2 separate regions of the Mus musculus genome follow, and region 2 is linked to region 1. A link is a loop called in an ENCODE intact Hi-C map of the cell type or tissue named here. Cell type or tissue: heart. All regions are shown on one strand. Each heading gives the region's core, and the rest is flanking DNA. Links, peaks and the distances in the headings are about the cores only. Region 1 overlaps Eaf2 (ELL associated factor 2). Region 2 holds the start of Parp14 (poly (ADP-ribose) polymerase family, member 14).

Evidence for each region. Peaks named below come from ENCODE experiments on the same cell type or tissue, not always from the same donor. Only the 100,000 strongest peaks of a DNase experiment are listed, where the experiment ranks them.
Region 2: a loop joins it to region 1, with 6 times the contacts of the local background. A loop is called at or near these places in 2 of 42 quality-filtered maps.

The regions. Positions count from the first base shown.
Region 1 is chr16:36,813,843-36,822,712 of GRCm38, forward strand. All of the region lies in intron 2 of Eaf2 (ELL associated factor 2), which reads right to left. Among named protein-coding and RNA genes, the nearest start is that of Eaf2, 10 kb to the right of the region's middle. In heart, for the core only: a CTCF peak has its summit at 3,703 (motif pointing left); a DNase peak (open chromatin) is centred at 3,649.
Region 2 is chr16:35,864,253-35,873,122 of GRCm38, forward strand. Parp14 (poly (ADP-ribose) polymerase family, member 14) reads right to left here and starts at 7,130. Exons shown (of 17, transcript NM_001039530.3): 1 at 6,915-7,130; 2 at 1,897-2,036; 3 at 867-900. The coding sequence starts at 7,101. In heart, for the core only: a CTCF peak has its summit at 4,973; DNase peaks (open chromatin) are centred at 5,099, 6,549, 7,089 and 7,429; H3K4me3 peaks cover 1,795 bases; H3K27ac peaks cover 875 bases; H3K27me3 peaks cover 745 bases.

The DNA.
Region 1 (8,870 bases), core at 272-8,271:
TGCCTCCCTGCCTAGGGTATGATACCACAATCAGCAGAGTCCAGATGTGTGGCCCCGTGGGCTGCATCCATCAAGGCTGTGGGGGGTGGAGCTGCCTAAGCCCTTGGGATCCACCATCCTACCATGGTGTGCCCTGGATGCCGAGCATGAAGATTTAGAATCTAATGTCTATCTCCTGGGGGCTTGATCTCATTCCTTTTTGCTGTCTCCCTGTTCTGTCTTTTTGGAGGATTAAATATCTGTTTATTTTGCACCAATGGAAATATGTAACTTTATTTTTTATTTTTCAGACCTCACAGCTGAATGTGTCTCAGAGAGAACTATGGACTTCAACTTTTGAACATTTTATACTCTGGGGACTCTTTGGGGTGCACTAAAGGCATTTAGCATTGAGAGGTAGATGTGAGCCTTGGGGGAACAGAATAGGATGCTTACAGTTGGATCTGAAATGTTCCTGAAAGGGTCATGTATTGAAGGTTTGGTCCCTAGCTTGGTGCGACTGGGAGAGGAGGAATGTGCAACTGGGAGAGGTGGAAACTTGAGGAAAGTTTTTAGTCACTGGACAATTCTGTAGACTGAGATGTGAGGATTCTGGTCTTGGCTATGATATAAACTTTAATTTAATTTTATTTATTTTTTTGCTATGACTAAAAGTAGAAAAAGAAACCCATAAGTTGAATCTTTTCCCTTTACAAACTGATTATCACAGGCATTTATGGCATAGTAGAGATAATTGACTTAAAGTGGTCAGCCAAGAGGCATACTAATACATACACATATATATACATATATTTATATATATATGTTTATATATATATATATATATATATATATATATATATATATGAACAGCTTGTTTGAGAAAGAAAAAGAGATCTGGTATCCAGCATCTGTGGGCATCAGCATTTAAAGGGCATCCTTCCCCCCAACCCAACTCCCCCCTCACACACATACATAAAATTTAAAAAAATTAATATAAAATATGGACTTGCTGAGGGCTGGAGAGATGGCTCAGTGGTAAAGAGCACTGACTGATCTTCCAGAGGTCCTGGGTTCAATTCCCAGCAACCACATGGTGGCTCACAACCATCTGTAATGGAATCTGATAGCCTAGTATGATGTGTCTAAAGAGAGCAGCAGTGTACTCATATACATAAAATAAATTAATTAATTAAAAAATATGGACTTGCTCACACTTCTTTATTTTAAAGAATTTTAAATGTTTTAAAATCTCTGGTCTGAAACAATATTTTTGTTACAAACTAAAAGCCATTTTCACATTGAAACATGCTTTAAGATGTGAGCTCAAAGACTCTTAAGCATGAACAAATGAATTAGAACAGAACCTCAGGATAAGGGAATGAAGCCATAGTAGTATTAAGCAAAGGAATTTAGTTATTTATGTTTAATTAATTTTAAGTAGAAATGAGCTATATAAATGTATAATGTTAAACTAAAATTATTTAAAGAAATTTTGCAGCAAAACGTTGCATTAACAAAACTTAGGTGTCTGGCCGAGGTGGCAGGGAAGGGCAGTGGGAAGAAAAAGGGAAGGATCCTAGGAAAGACAGAAATATATCCCTAACACCCACCCGTCTTATATGATTTCATAATACCTGGAGAAACATAGCTTTCATAAATAACTGAGAGTTACAGGTTTGATTATGAACAGGAAGGGGGAATAAACACAAAATAATGATAAAAAATGGAAAGATACCTGATGTTTGGCAATACTCATAAATAATGTAAAAGGATAAATAAGGCAGGCTAGGAATGTAGCCTGCTTATAGACAGAGTACCTGCCCTACCATTTGCAAGGCCCTGGGTTCCACCCCAGAACCAATAAAAAAATAAAAGTTAAGGAGGAGCAAGGTGATGCCTGATAAGTTCTTCCAGTCATCTCTCTCTCTCCCTGTAGACACACCAAGCTGAGTAGCTGTTCATATGATAAAGGAAGGAAACACAGCAAGACCTCACCCTACCTGTTTTTAGTATAACAAAACAAAAGGACACACTGCAGCCTGCAAGAAGGAAAGAACTGTCAGAGCCACCTGCACCCCAACTGTAAGCAACCCTGCAGGGAGAAGCACACCTCTAGCCTTGGGTAAGGAGAGAGTGCAGTCCTCAGCCTTAAGAACCAACAGCAGGCTCATCCCAGTGAACCACAGTGTTGGGCAAAGCCCCACGAACCCTACCACGTGGCTAATACTGGGGCCTGAACCAGTGGACCTGTGTTAGGTCAGACAGCAGCTTGTTTCACCCACATCTCTTACAAAGTTAGTTGACAGAAAGCAGAACTCTTCCCATTGGGAAGCAGAAACTAAAGGTAGGACCCACCACAGTAAGAACTTCAGAAAAAAAAAAAAAAAAAACAAAACTGAAAGCCTTGAGTTCAAAGAAACTCTAGATTGGCCCTAGCATCAGGTCCAGACCTATGTGTTAAAGGAATTGAACAGTTTTGAATGCATCTGTTCTATGCACAATGTTGACTTAGGCTATAGTCATCTCCACCTAAGGTACAGGATTCTACAGCTGCAATCCAACTGACTAACACCCTTCATAGCTAAGACACTGTTTCTACCACCTATCTCTGTCCGCAGGCTGCATAGATATCACAAGGCCCAAGCTCCTAGAAAAGGCCATGAAACCTCAGATGTGGTTGAGATTTGTGCCCTAGTGGGACAGACTTGTGTTTTGATCTGCATCATCATCAGCTCCACTGTAAACACCAACATACCTTGAGGCTGCATAGGTCCTTGTAGTTTTGTGACTCTCATTATCTAGCTTAATAACACCAATGTGGGTGACCTGCAGGCTACCTTCCCAAACACTACCCTATCCTCAAGCTGTAAAGCTTATTTCAAGCCTTTTTTCTCGGTGAGAATAGGACATAATAGCAAGCATAAGGTTTTTGTTGTTGCTTGTTTGTTTGTTTTTGTTTTGTTTTGCCCTGGAACTTAGTGGTGGTAACACCTGACACTGGGTTAGGCCTGTCTGTGAACAACCACAGTTCCAGGAAAAAACATACAGTCTGCTTCTACTGGACCTCACTTTTAGCCAATAGCAGCTAAAACTGTTCTAGTAGCTCTGGATCTCAAGGTCCACAGCATCATAACACAGCCTTGGTCCTAACAGAGAGCTGTGCTGGTGGAGCATAGGCTCATAGCTGACTTGGTGGGATTGGTATTCACAGGTACCACATAGAAACCTAGGTTCACTCTATCCACAGTGAGTATCCAGAGTCCAGCAGAATCTTGTGTCCAATGACAGTTTACTGTGTATGAGGCAATCAGGCCTACCCTGGACCCAGGAATATACTTGTAGGAATAGATAAGTCTTTCCTGTACTCTGCTATTTCTTTTTTTTGTTTTTTAAAGATTTATTTATTTTATGTATGTGAGTACACTGTAGCTGTACAGATGGTTGTGAGCCTTCATGTGGTTGTTGGGAATTGAATTTTTAAGACCTCTGTCCTGATCACTCTGGTCAACTCTGCTCGCTCTGGCCCAAAGATTTATTTATTATTATATGTAAGTACACTGTAGCTGGCTTCAGACACATCAGAAGAGGGCGTCAGATCTCATTACAGGTGGTTGTGAGCCACCATGTGGTTGCTGGGATGAAGAGCAGTCAGTGCTCTTACCCGCTGAGCCATCTCGCCAGCCCACTCTGCTATTTCTTTCTGAACAGAACACCAATGGGGTATTTAATAATCTGGGCTTGGGCACCATCTAGTGTTGAAATGGTGGAAATGAACATGGACTCAGAGAAAAAGAGAAAACCTGTTTAGAAATTATGGAGGTGGATGAGGAGGGTCAAATTAGGAAATAAAATAGATAACAGATTGGTTAATGCCTTGATGATGTCACACATGACACACATCACCGACTGTTATGAAACCATGTATATTTAAAGCCATGTATATTTATTTTTAAATAAAGTGCTGGGAACTGACGAGGAGGGAATCAGTACAGGGAGTCCTCAGAATAAATAATCCTTCAATCTCAATGGAAACACAAAGAACTGGATCAACAGTCTAACAGAAAAGCTTAAAAGACGTGGGAACTACTTTTGAAAATAGAAATTCTTGAGCTGAAGTTGACTCAGGAAAATTTAAAACTGCTATATACGAGGTAAAGATAACAGGATAGATTAAACAGAAGAAACAATTAGTATGCTTGGAATTAATTGCAATGTTCACAACTGACAAGAAACTGACATAGATTACAGAAGGAATTCCAAAATCTCAATAGTGAAAACTAAACCCAATACCAATTAAAAATGATTCAATGATTTAATAATTCAATAGATTCAAATAAGCATTTAACAAAAGAAGAAAAACAAATAGCCAATAAGCACATGAAAACATGTTCAACATCGCTAACCCTATGAAAAGTCTGTAAAATGTGATTATTGCAACTATATGGAAAACAGTTTAGAGATTCTACAAAAAATAAGCAATAAAAACAAAAAATACCCCATATATATAGATTTACCTTACGCTCTAGCAATCCCAGTGCTAGATGGTAAGCCATAATAACCACATTTTCTTCATCCCTTCTCTAGACTGTGGCATTGTATTATTAGCAACAGAAAACAGACTGAGGACAGGTCCTGCTCAGGGCCATGTGTCACCATGAGAAGAAGACTGAGGACAGGTCCTGCTCAGGGCCATGTGTCACCATGAGAAGAAGACTGAGGGCAGGTCCTGCTCAGGGCCATTTGTCACCATGAGAAGAAGACTGAGGACAGGTCCTGCTCAGGGCCATGTGTCACCATGAGAAGAAGACTGAGGACAGGTCCTGCTCAGGGCCATGTGTCACCATGAGAAGAAGACTGAGGGCAGGTCCTGCTCAGGGCCATGTGTCACCATGAGAAGAAGACTGAGGACAGGTCCTGCTCAGGGCCATGTGTCACCATGAGAAGAAGACTGAGGACAGGTCCTGCTCAGGGCCATGTGTCACCATGAGAAGAAGACTGAGGACAGGTCCTGCTCAGGGCCATGTGTCACCATGAGAAGAAGACTGAGGGCAGGTCCTGCTCAGGGCCATGTGTCACCATGAGAAGAAGACTGAGGACAGGTCCTGCTCAGGGCCATGTGTCACCATGAGAAGAAGACTGAGGGCAGGTCCTGCTCAGGGCCATGTGTCACCATGAGAAGAAGACTGAGGGCAGGTCCTGCTCAGGGCCATGTGTCACCATGAGAAGAACACCAGTCTCTGGCAGAGGCTTAGTGAGGACAACGACCAAAGACTCAGTTTTTGCTATCAGCTGAAATAAGGGGCCTTCACTACATGGAACTGACACTGAGAAAGATGCTGTGCCTCAGAAGGTAGCACGTGAGGCTCTAAAGACCATGGGGATGGGCACAAATAATACAGAGAAGACAAGGACAAGAAGGCATCAGTGAGGGGTACACTGGGAGGAGCTTCACCATCAGTGGTGACATGGGTCACTTGGGAAGATTCTGCCCTCTGATAATCTCCCCTAGAGTCTTCTTTTGTAATTTTTTTATCTATTAATGTGTGTGTATCTGTGTGTGTGTGTGTGTGTGTGTGAGAGAGAGAGAGAGAGAGAGAGAGAGAGAGAGGCATGCCATTGTACATCTGTGGTCATTTATGTCCTTTCCCTTTCCCTTGGTCCCAAGGACTGAATCAGGTTGCCAGGCGTGCACAGCAACGCCCCTGAGCCAGCCATCTCTCCTAACAGTGTCTTCTAAGCCACTCCAAGTCAATGTGGAAACAGCAAAAAACGCTTTTAAAAATGCCAATAAGCATAACATTATTATGTAGCTGTGGATTGTGGTCTGTTTTACATACTTTACTCGTGCTAATTCATTTAATCGTTTTAACAACCTTATGAGACAATTGTTATCTTTATATGAAAAAAAAATGAGGCACAAAAGACTTTATAATTTGCCCAAGTTCACACCAAAGGGGGCAAAGGGAGATTTAAACGTGGGAAGTCTGATTCTAGATGTATGACTTTTAACGTCTCTGACATGGAGATATGGCTAGGTGTGCAAAAGAATGAAATAGTCAAGTGTTTAGTTACCCCAATCCAACCTAACTGCCTCCATGGGCCCACCACCTCTGAGGAATCTGTCACTACTTGCCGACAACCTCCTTCTTGTTCTACTTCTAGAATCGAATAGGTGCAGAATAGTGGACCGGAGATTAAAGTCCTGGAAACTAGGTAGCTCAGATGGAGAAGGAAACTTTGGGAGAAGCCAAGGAAATAATTTCAATCCTCTCTCTACATAAACTTCTGTCATTCCCCATTATACAGAAGACAAAACATCAGTTCTCTAAGGTGACCTATGAGTCTCCAGCTCCATGATTGGATTCCATCTTTACAAAGGCTCTTTTGTTTCTGTTACTTCGTGCGTGCTTTTCCACAGCCCCTGTAGACACTCTTACCCTCAGCTTATCAGGAAAGATTCTGCATTGTGAGGGAAGACAACTCTGCTCGAAGCCTCACAGAGTGGAGCAAGACTTTTATCGCTGGTATCCAGATTCTAACTCCCGTGTCTCTTTCCATCAGCATGTGTCACAGCCATGAACGAAGATTTGGAATGACGATAGCAAGGCCCCATTTTCTCAAATGATCTGAGTTTAAATTGAATTTCTTTCAATAGAACATGGGTGACACATATATTTGAGTGTGAACTTTATAATATTGTGATATGTTGGGCAAAGTTTACTTATAATTGAATAATCTGTATTTATATGTAGCATGTGCCCATGTTACATGTATACAATAAAGCAGTGCTAAGTAGAAATAGCTGTCATTTTGGACCTCAAATACTCTTCCTTCATATCAAAATGGGACTTAAGAGCAAACTTTGTAACTTGATATCTCTTATTTCAGGGGTTGTTTCTTGGAATAAGAGGAAATCTGAGAGGGAATCTGGATTAGAAGAAATAAAATCTCACTCATGCTTTTCTTTTCTGCATACCCCTTCACCTACTTGGTTAAGAGAGCAACTCTGTTTTGGGGGTATCTGTGGTTATCGTCTTTAGCCTGTCTGATGTCTGATGCCTCAGCTGCTCTGCCACATCAGACACACAGTCATCACCCTTAAGTCTCACATGTTCAGTTATCTGTCCAGCAGTTTCCCAAAGGTTTACTCGTGTTCCACAGTTATGTCATTCCTGTCTCGGAAATAGCTCACCCACACCTGCATGTCATGGTACAGAAGGCAGAAGATCTCATTGAGGAGTTTCTCCTCCCCCCCATAAAAGAGACAAATTGAGATCTTCCCTTTCTTGACAAAGCTAGAGAGAAGAGTTGGAATTTTTGGTTTTGTATGTTTTTGGATTTGTAGTATCTTCTAAAGAGGATCTCAATTCTGCCTTCGAATTTGTTTACTTATGGAGCTGGAAAGATAGCTCCTTAGTTAAGAGCACATACTGGTCTCACAGAGGACCAAAGTACAGTTCCTATCTCCCTTGTTGGGGGTTCACAACTGCCTATGATTTCAGCTCCAGGTGACCCAATGGTCTCTTTTGGCCTCCACTAATACCTCCATTTAAGTGTATAAACACACACACACACACACACACACACACACACACACACACACAAATACACATCATTTTTTAAAATTAAATTAAATCTTTAAAAAATATTATTGTAGTTCAACTTCATCTACAGCATATCAGAAGTCTCAGAAGGAACATTTTGTCTGTTAGTCCACCTTTAACATTAGTGGTATCTGTGCTTGTTTGCTAAGTGTACAGGTACAACGTGCACTCTCCTTAAACAAAACTGAAACAGGCTGGACAGGAAAGAGCTCAGAGAGCCTCTTAGGACTCCACATTCCTCTCTGTCCTCCTAGCCCCTCCCCTCTGTGTGAAAGGTGACTCAGAGAACTTGAAACTTGCAGATGTTCAGAAGGAAGCACTGGAGAAGAGCAGGCCCCGCCCCACCCCACCCCCCACTTGCCTGAGGCAAACAAAGGAGAACAGCTACCCAACCAAGGCCCGTTAGAGAAGGTGTCAGATGGTTTATGAAAAAAGCAAGGACCCTCACAGTTGCTTGCTAGGCAACTCTACTGCAAATGGGCATGAGCAGATATGATCCCTGGGACGGAATAAATTAGTGACATGGCCAAACAATAGGATTTTAGAACACAGAGGACCTGTTCTGCCAGTTAATTATAGGAGAGAGATTGCCCCTCTCTGGGCCTCTTCCTTCTAGTTGAAACTGGAGTGACAATATCTACTTTTCCAGATGATGAACATTAAAGTCCTGGAGTCGATGCCTGGCATGGAGTGAGCAATGTGAACGAGTATGCTCTTGGATAAGATGGTGAACCACACATCCCACAGGGGTAAAGTCCTGACTGTCATCTATTAGTTTTGTACTTGGGGCAATAGGAGTAAGCTCCTAGTCATTGTTGTAGAGAGTTGATGAAATTAATACATAAAAATCACTAAGCACAGTGTGTGAGACCAGCCACACCACATCCAATAGATGTTTATCATTAGTATTTAATATTTTAAAAAATATTTACAAAACTTATAAGTCCATAGTATTTAACTGGTCTACAGATTTCATTTTTATTTGTTTATTCTATTTGGTAATAGAGAAAGAAAATAAATGGATTTTAAAATCTACCTTATTAACACACACACATATACAAACCCTATCAGAAATCAAAGCTATTCTTATTTTTTTAAATGTTATTTTATCTATTTATCTATTTTTTTTTTCTTCAAGATAGGGTTTCTCTGTGTAGCCCTGGCTGTCCTGGAACTCCCTTTAAGTAGACCAGGCTGGCCTTGAACTCACAGAGTTCTACCTGCCTCTGCTTCCTGAGTGCTGGGATTAAGGGCGTGTGCTACCACTGCCCGACTAATAATTTA
Region 2 (8,870 bases), core at 559-8,558, 950 kb before region 1:
AGATTAACACTATAACATTATTAGTGAGAAATGACTCACTGGGTAAGATAGCTTGTTGCCTGAGCATATGGCCAAGAGTTTGAACCTCCAGCACCCTTTTAACAGCTGAGCATGGCTATGTGTGCCTAGTATAGAGGGCAGAGATGAACAGATATCAAGAGCATCCTGGAACAAGCCTAGCCAAAAGGGCAAACTTCAGGTTCAGTGGGAAACCTGGTCTCCAGGCCAGAAGGCAGAGAGTAATGAAGGGAAAGCAAGAATTCCTTTCCCTAAGGTTTGGGCGTCTGCATCTCTATTGCTCTTGCTTATCTTACCTGGCGTGCTTCTTTATTTGTTACTCTTTATACCGATATTGTCATTCCCTCATTAAAGTATAGTGCAGGATATGGGCCCTGCCTACCACTAGTGAAGCAGGAGACCCCAGCCCAGCCCTAGTGCTGGCTGTTCCCTACATCAGGTGAAGAAGGAAGTTCTGGGGAGCTGGGATCCATTGAAGACACAGCCGATGCTCACAGAGCACTGGTACCCAGAGAGCCACACAGCATCCACTACACGCCCTGTCCTTGCCGTTCTTTCCCACCTAGGCACAAGCATCCCTCAACCCCTCCCAGGTCTCCTTCCCCTCTCCTCATCTGCAGACATCTCCCAGCACCAGAAAGAGCTGGTCCTGTTGTTCCAATGGGAGCTCTAAGAGCTGAAGGTGCTCCCTCAGGGAGCACTTCATACACATCTGGCTGAGACCCAGATGATGCAACTCAAGGCAGCTCCGGGACAAGCAGATCCTGCGTGCTGTGACTCCAGAGGGAAAATCTCCCAAGCAACGTGTTCAATGAACACAAAACTGTCCGCCCTAGCTGTGACTTTACCTTGTTTCACAGCATCTTCTTTTGTCTTGGACTCCTAAAACCCAAACAGTAAGAAAGCATTAATATGCAAATTGTTTCTTTATATTAATAAGACATCCCTTGGGCCAGACTGGAGACATAAGCTAAATTGAAATGATATCGATATACTTGGGTAATGAGCCGCTGAATACATCCGAAGCTACATGTAACAGCGCGTCTTCTTGTTGGCCACAACAGTGAATGATGAAATCAGACATATACAAGAGCCCCTGGCCCATACCAAAGGTGAGACAACTCAGCCCATGCTTTCCCGACACACAGTACTTATTTCATGATTACTGTGCGAGCATACTGCACGTGCTTCACAGAGGTCCCTGGCAATCTCCTTCACAATTGAGGGAACAGTACACAGTGCACTGCTCGCCTCCCAAGACCCAAAGGCTTCTGGTTATAAAAAAGCCAAGACAAATAGATACAAACTTAGGCACCCCCAATTCATTACTATTGTACCACCTCCCCAATCTTGACTCTTTCAAGTGTCAAAAGTAACTGATTCTTCATTGTTTATAGCCATCCATCCCACCACAGCTCCAAGCTGCTGTTTTCTCACTAGTGTGAAATGGCCTTGGTCTACCATTTTCTTTCTCTTTCTTCCTTTCCTATCTTCCTTCCTTCCTTCCTCCCTCCCTCCCTCCCTCCCTCCCTCCCTCCCTCCCTTTGTTCCTTCCTTCTTCCCTGCCTCCCTCCCTCCCTCTCCCTCCCTCCCTCCCTCCCTCCCTCCCTCCCTCCCTCCCTCCCTTCCTTCCTTTCATTTTTTTTTTTTTTTTGGATACAGTCTCACTATATAGCGTTGTATAGCCTTGACTGGCCTGGCCTTACTATGTAGAACAGGCTAGTGTTGAACTCTGCCTATCTCTACCTCCCTGGAGCTGGGATTTAAGGCACGAGCCACCTCACCCAGCACATCTTTACCATATTTTCATCACTGAGATCCCCACATACCTTGGAATGCCACCTTGTGTCCTTTTGAGTCCCTCCTAGGTTTCCTTACCTCTTCTGGAGACTCCTTCCTTGACTTCTTAGAGGCTGAGGCTTCCTCAGGGTCTGTGGGCATCAGGACAGTCAACTTGAATGTTCCTTTTTCTTGCCACACTAACTCATGATTCCCTCTCTCCAGAACGTTCTGCCGAACTGAAATGTTAAAAAAAAAAAGTTTTAAGCCAAACTGCAAGCGATCTTCACTTACATAATTATTTACGTGATTTCTACAGTTTACATTCATAGCGGTTCAGCCAGCATCTCTAAGAAGCAAACTCTGTAGAAGAAAAACTTACCAGATGGATTTGAATCGCAGATTTAAACTTATGTTGTGTGCCTGTGGTGCGCGTGGATAGATTCCCACCCCTGCTCCTGTGGGGGCCACAGCAGGACACTGAAGTACTTCCCTCCGTTACTCTCTGTCTTCTGGCTTGGAAACCAACTGGGTCTGTCACTGAACCTGAAGTTTACCCTTTCGGCTAGGCTTGCTGGCCAAGGAGTTCTGGGGATCTGCCATCCTGCTCTCTACAAGGGCACTCGTAGCCATGCCCAGCTATTACAAGGGTGCTGGAGATTCAAACTCTGGCCTCACATCCACCCAACAAGCTCTCTTACTTAGTGAGCCATTCCCCTGCCTCTGAACTTACTGGGCTGTTGTTAAGACAAGGTCTTACTATGGTAGCCCTGGCTAACCTAGACCTTGCTCTGTAGACCAGGCTGGACACACAGAGATCCACCTGCCATCTCTGTCTCCCAAGTGCTGGGGTCAACGCATGAACTGTCATGCCCTGCTTACTGTCTATAGTTCACTGCTTTAGATTAGTTATGGAGCATGCCCTGGGGGCCTCGAAATTACCAGCTTGGTTGCCCAGCTCATAGTGGCAACAGTCTCAGAGGTCCAGAAGCCGAAGGGAAGGATGTTAGGTCACTGGGAACCAATTCTGTGAGAGGAAGGGGAAGAGGGTGACCCTGGGTCCTGCCTTGTGCCACTGGCCCAAAAGCAGCAGGCCAACTGACTGTAGACTGAAATACTCCAGAATTGTTGAGCCCAGATAAACCCTTCCTCTATTCAAGCTGATTATATCAGATACATTGTCACAATAACAGAACTGGTGAACACCCTAAGCATCCTGTTAAACAAATCTTACTTAGGAAGACTCAGTCTTCTTGACTTGAGGTTTGTCTTGGGTCAGTGTACTAAGTGTGTTACATTGAAGAAATATAAAGAGTTTAGTAGTATAGTACCTGTACTATACTTGGTAGGCACTGAAGGTAGAAATATCTACAATGATGGGGACGACTGGGCATATGAAAGCCATGTTTTTGGAAAGTGGCCCAGCTGGCCATTATCAGAATGACCAGGAGTCCAGCCATTTCAACCAGCACATTAGCTTACAATGATAAAGAACCCATATTTGGTAGTAAAGGGGGCAGAAAAAATTAGAATAGAGGAGATTTGCAAAAACAGAATTAGAGCACCGGGCAGCTGAACTACAGTGAAAACTGAGCCGAGTCCAAAGCCTTGCATTTGATTTCCAGCTCTGTCATAAACTACCTGGGTGTCTGTAGAGAAATAAACGCCTCTGTTGCAGAAGTTTCGACATTGAACGTACTCTCAGGGAATGCTCTCAGTCATATGAAGAGCCGTGAAAAACATAAACTGCAAGCATCCGAAGCCAGAGATAGAAGAGGAAAATCAGTGTAGCTCAGACCAGGGAGAACCGGAAAGGAACAGAAGGGGCGTGGCCAGCATAGAAGATATGCAAACAGGTTTAGGAGAGAGGTGGGGAGAGCCACTGCTGTTTACAGCAGCAACCCAAACACTGGGCTCCTGTTCAGCTCTGGTGGGCTGCTCTAATGATCTCAGCGCCTATCATAAAGGGAGGCCGCGATAGCTCTCCCGCCTCAGCCATGAAGAGGGAAGGCCAAAGTGGGGTCTCACTTAGACGCTTCCCCCAGAGACAGGAGTTACAATCCATCTAGGAAGGAACGTCTGGCTCTAACTGTATTCTGTGAACAGACAGGAGTTTCCAAAGAAGCAGTACTGGGCTGTCGAGAGGATTGAGGTCTCCGTGACATAAATGAAAGCCTGTGACCTAATATCATGTGTCTATGTGTTTCCCTCCTTTTCTTCTACCCTGGATTTGGTAAAGTCCATCCGAGGCATCCAGACATGGCCACCTCTTCATAGACTGGGTGCCTTTAATCCCAGCACTTGGGAGGCAGAGGCAGGCAGATTTCTGAGTTCGAGGCCAGCCTGGTCTACAAAGTGAGTTCCAGGACAGCCAGGGCTACACAGAGAAACCCTGTCTCAAAAAACAAACAAACAAACAAACAAAAAACAAGAGTACAAGCTGCTCTTCTAGATGATGCAGATTTTGGTTGCCAGCATCTAAAACCGACCTACAGTCTGTAACTCCAGTTCAGAGGATCTGAGGCCCTCTTCTGGCCTCGGCAAACACTTTATACATGTGGTATACAGACATATGCAGGCAAACACTCATACACATACAATAAAAGTAAATCTTTTTGTTGTTTGTTTGTGTGTTTGAGGCTGTGTTTCTCTGTGCATTCTTGGCTTTCTTGGAACTCACTCTGTAGACCAGGCTGGCCTCAAACTCAGAGATCTGCCTGCTTCTGCCTCCCAAGTGCTGGGAATAAAGGTGTAAGTTACCACCACCCAGCAAAATACTATTTATTTACTTACTTACTTATTTTTAAGAAGATGAGTTTCCTTACTTCAAGGATACCTAAGCCCTTGCACAATAAACGAGCCAAATTGGGACTAAAAAGCATAATAAAGTGTGCCCATCTGAAATGGGGCTTACAGTGTTTTGAGTTAGGGTTTGAGAGGGTAGTTCATTCACAGAACAACTGCCTGGCAGGCTCAAAGGGGAAAAAACACAGGAAATCATGCATGCTTTATTGTACACAAATCCAGTAAGCCTACAAAGGTCAGATCTTCCGGTTCCTACCTCTATATGCTAATTTCTGCTGGGAAGGGGATGCTGAGAGGCTCAATAGTACTATCCAGCTATTGTAGACACGAGTGAATAGTTAGGCCTGCTCAGGCTCCTTCTGGGCCAGAGGGTGGTGCTCTCTACAGGAAAGAAATGCTGCTGCTACAGGGAAATTCCAGATGACTTCCTACTGAGGAAACAGTGCCTCAAGTAGGAAACCGAAAGTGAATAGAGAGACATTCTAGTCACCCTAAAGACTGCCTCCTCAACAGGGTTAAATTTTAATAGATTTTGAGTCTTCTCTGTTGCAAGTGAAACCAGAGGGATGGCCTGGAGCAGCCTGGGGGGCTGTGGGCTAGGAGCCCTGTAGGGAGAAAGCCAAGCAGAGATCCTGCGACTGGTGAATTTCATTGTGAGCCCAGCCCTTCAGGGCGGAGTCACCTGGCCAGCCCCGGGGTCTGCTGTAAAGGCTAAAACTGGAATTGTATTATCACAATTATTTTTCCGTGCTGTGTATTTCAGTATAGTACCAATATCTTAGATAGTCTCTCAGTCCCTCTGTTTTGTTGGTTTGATGGTCTAGATAAACAACAGATTTTTTTTAATGTTTAGCATGTTCGGGTCTCGTCAGAGGGCTGGTGGTACACAATCCTTATTCAGTCGACACTCACTGTACTACAGTGTCTAGGGTGGAGCTGGAGATGTCTAGTTACCCCGACCTCTCTGTGACCAGGATGCCAGTAATCTGCACCCCTACCATGTGACCCTCATTTGAGGACAGTGACATTCTAGAGAAAAGCGCTCTCCATACGGGTCATGTCTGCTGGGATACTGACAGCTGGAATCAAACTGGGACCCCTCTACTGTGGTTCTCAACCTGTGGGTCACAACCCCTTAGGATCTAATGATCTTTTCCTGGGGATTAGGTTCTGGTTCATAATAGTAAGCAAAATTACAGTTATGAAGTAGCAACAAAAATAATTTTGTGGTTGGGGTCACCTCAACCTGAGGAACTGTGTTAAAGGTCTGCAGCATTAGGAAGGTTGAGAATCACTGATCTAGGAAAAGTGAAAAATGAGATTCTCACTTTACTAGCTAGCTGCCCATTGAGGGCTCCCTTGTGAAATCAAACCTGTGTTTTCCGGAAGGGATCAGAGCTAAGCAGGTCTCTTGTGCCCTCCTACCCAGGCTTCCTGAAACCCTGTGTTACACCTTTCTCTTGTTTTCATTTTTTTTTTTTTTTTTCCTTCTTGGGTCTTTGCTGGGCTGTTACCTTGCCCACTGCCCGGTCTCCTCAGCCTCCTTTCCTCTCCTCTGGCCCAAATGTTCCCTCCATCCTGCACTCTGAGGATGACCCTGGTCTGCAAAATCTCTGATATTAACACATGGTGGCTTTCCAGAAGTCACAGATCTGGGACTTCCATTCACCCACCTGAGCGAGAAATGAAGGCTGGGCCTCCTTTGCAGAAGGCCAATAGAGGTGGGGAACATTCAACTGCTTAACTGTTCAGGAACCTTCCAGAGATGAGGGAACACCCCCAGTCCCTATCCCAACCTGGGTTCCAAGCTTACAGCCACCTCAGATCATCTTGGGGCTGAAGGACGAGGTAGGAACAAGACACCACCACCCATTACCCACCCCTGCCCTGTCCCTCCCTCCTCCACTGAGGCACAAGAGCTCTAGGGCTTTTCACTTCTCAAGCTCATCTCCCTAAGAACCCTGCGGTGCTAGCGGACCCTGGACTCCTCCCGTTTCTTAATTCTTTTCCTGCCCCACCTGAATAATAAAAACAGGACAGTTAAAACAACAAACAAGGGCTGGAGAGATGGCTCAGCCGTGAAAGGCTAGGCTCACAACCAAACAACAAACAAACGAACACGGGAAGGTCCACAGATTGCTTCAGGGAGCGACTGGGAAAGCAAGGGGAACGCCACTCCCGGTTGCGCTCGCCACGCAGATTCTGCCTCCAGGATCTCCCGCACCGAACGAGCTGCAGCCGAGGGCTAGACCTGGCACCCATGGTCCCAAACCCCGCGCGAGGCGACCCTCCCCGACCTTCGCGCCCCTCACCATCCTCCGGGGAGAAGAGCACCCGGAAGCGTGCTGGGTTCCCCGGCTCCGGGACGACCTCGCACTCCCCTCCTCCGGATTTCTTCCGGCTCTGGAAGTACACTTGCAACTTGTTGATCAAGTTCTTTGGGGGGTCGGGGCCCCAAGAGCCCTCGACCAGCAGCGGGAAGGAACCCGACGCTGCCATCCTGACTGAACTAGGAAGCGGCGACTGCTGGGTCGTCCAAAACTGCTCAGAGTTTTAACATTGAGATAACTTCTTTCGCTTTCATTTCCTGGAAATCCCTCCCCGTCCTTAGTTTCTATCTTCACCTCGCTATCCCAGGATTGGAATAGTGCAACAACAACAACAACAACAACAACAACAACAACAACACACACACACACACACACACACACAGAGCTACCACCCACCCACCCCCAGGCACTTTGTTCTCCTGCTCTCAACAGAAGCCAGTCAATCCTCCACCCGAGCTCTAGCCTCCAGGCCACCTCCTTAGCAGCTCCAGAGCTGGGCCCCGCCCGCACTCCACCTGAGCTACAGCTGAGCCCTGCTCCATCACTAGGATAGTTTCTGCATACCTGAAAACCCACGCTGTATAAGAGAAGGAAAACGATCCTCTCAGGATGCTCCCTGCTCACTTGGGGGACCACCCGAGGGCATCTGACCTGACTTTCCTGCTTCAGAATTCTGTTTTCTCATCTGTGCATACTTTGTGTTTACAAACTCCCAGTATTGAGGAACGCGTGCTGGCGTCCATGCTTTCTGGGTGTTCAACGGAGGGACACAGGTATGGGGACACAGGAGACGGTCGACAACTCTAGGGAGAAATACACAGGTGTTGGAGCAGAAGAGCATGGGCTCCCAGCCCAATTATGGAAAGATCAGGTAGCACTTCTGGGCAAGGGACGTGCTACCCGAGAGCCTAAGAACTACTAAGAAATGACCTTAGATGGTGGGTCTCTGGGGCTTTGTGGTTCACTTACACAAAATAACTTAGGCTGCTGCATGGTGGCTGAGTTCGACAGGAGTGAGAGAAAGCCAGGCTGACCTGGGTGCTCAGGAGAGGGCTCTGGTCCCGCTACTGGTCTAGGGCTCTTGGGGCTCCGACACCCGCCTCCCCCATTCCCCCTCCTAGGAAGAACGTGATGGCCTCTAAGCTGCCTTTGGAGACAAGATTGGCCGAAAGATATGAACAGTTCATCCAGGAGTGGTCCAAGCAACAGGAGTGAGGTGCGCCTACTGTGACCGGGATAAGAAGAGACTGGGAATCTGTATATCCTTAACGCGTGATGAGCGAATATTTGGGATACGCATTAAAGCAGGCTTTGCCGGTCCAGGGCTAGAGTATGGTGACCCCCTCGGGGCCCCTGGTAACACTATCTGATGGAGAACAGGGACGATGGGGAGTCTGAAGAGGACCGAGGTCTGAAAAAAAGGAAGGAAGCCGAGGCAGCACTCAGAGCTTCCCCCCTCCCCCCCCCCTTTTTTTTTTTTTTTTCTAGACAGGGTTTCTCTGTATAGCCCTGGCTGTCCTGGAACTCACTTTGTAGACCAGGCTGGCCTCGAACTGCCTCTGCCTCCCAGTGGTGCTGGGATTAAAGGCATGTGCCACCACCGCCTGGCAATTTTTTTTTTCCCAGATCTTTCCAAAACTTTGAATGGACAGGAAGACCCAGGAGTCAAGCAGCCGGGTGAGGGATGGGGGTTTGGGCTCAGAAAGTTGATATTTTGTTTCTTGGAGTTAAATATTTTTGAAAACAGAAAAGTTCTCGATATGGGCAAATGTTGGTACAAAGAGGGATGTGGGAGATATTGGTGGTGTCAGCCAGGACATCCCAGGCGCCAGCAGCTAGGCATTGTAAATGAAAGCCGTGAACCGGGGCTGGAGGTGGGAGTATCTAGGCAATTTTAACGGTTTTTTACAGATAGGTCCCATTTCTCTGTAGATGGTA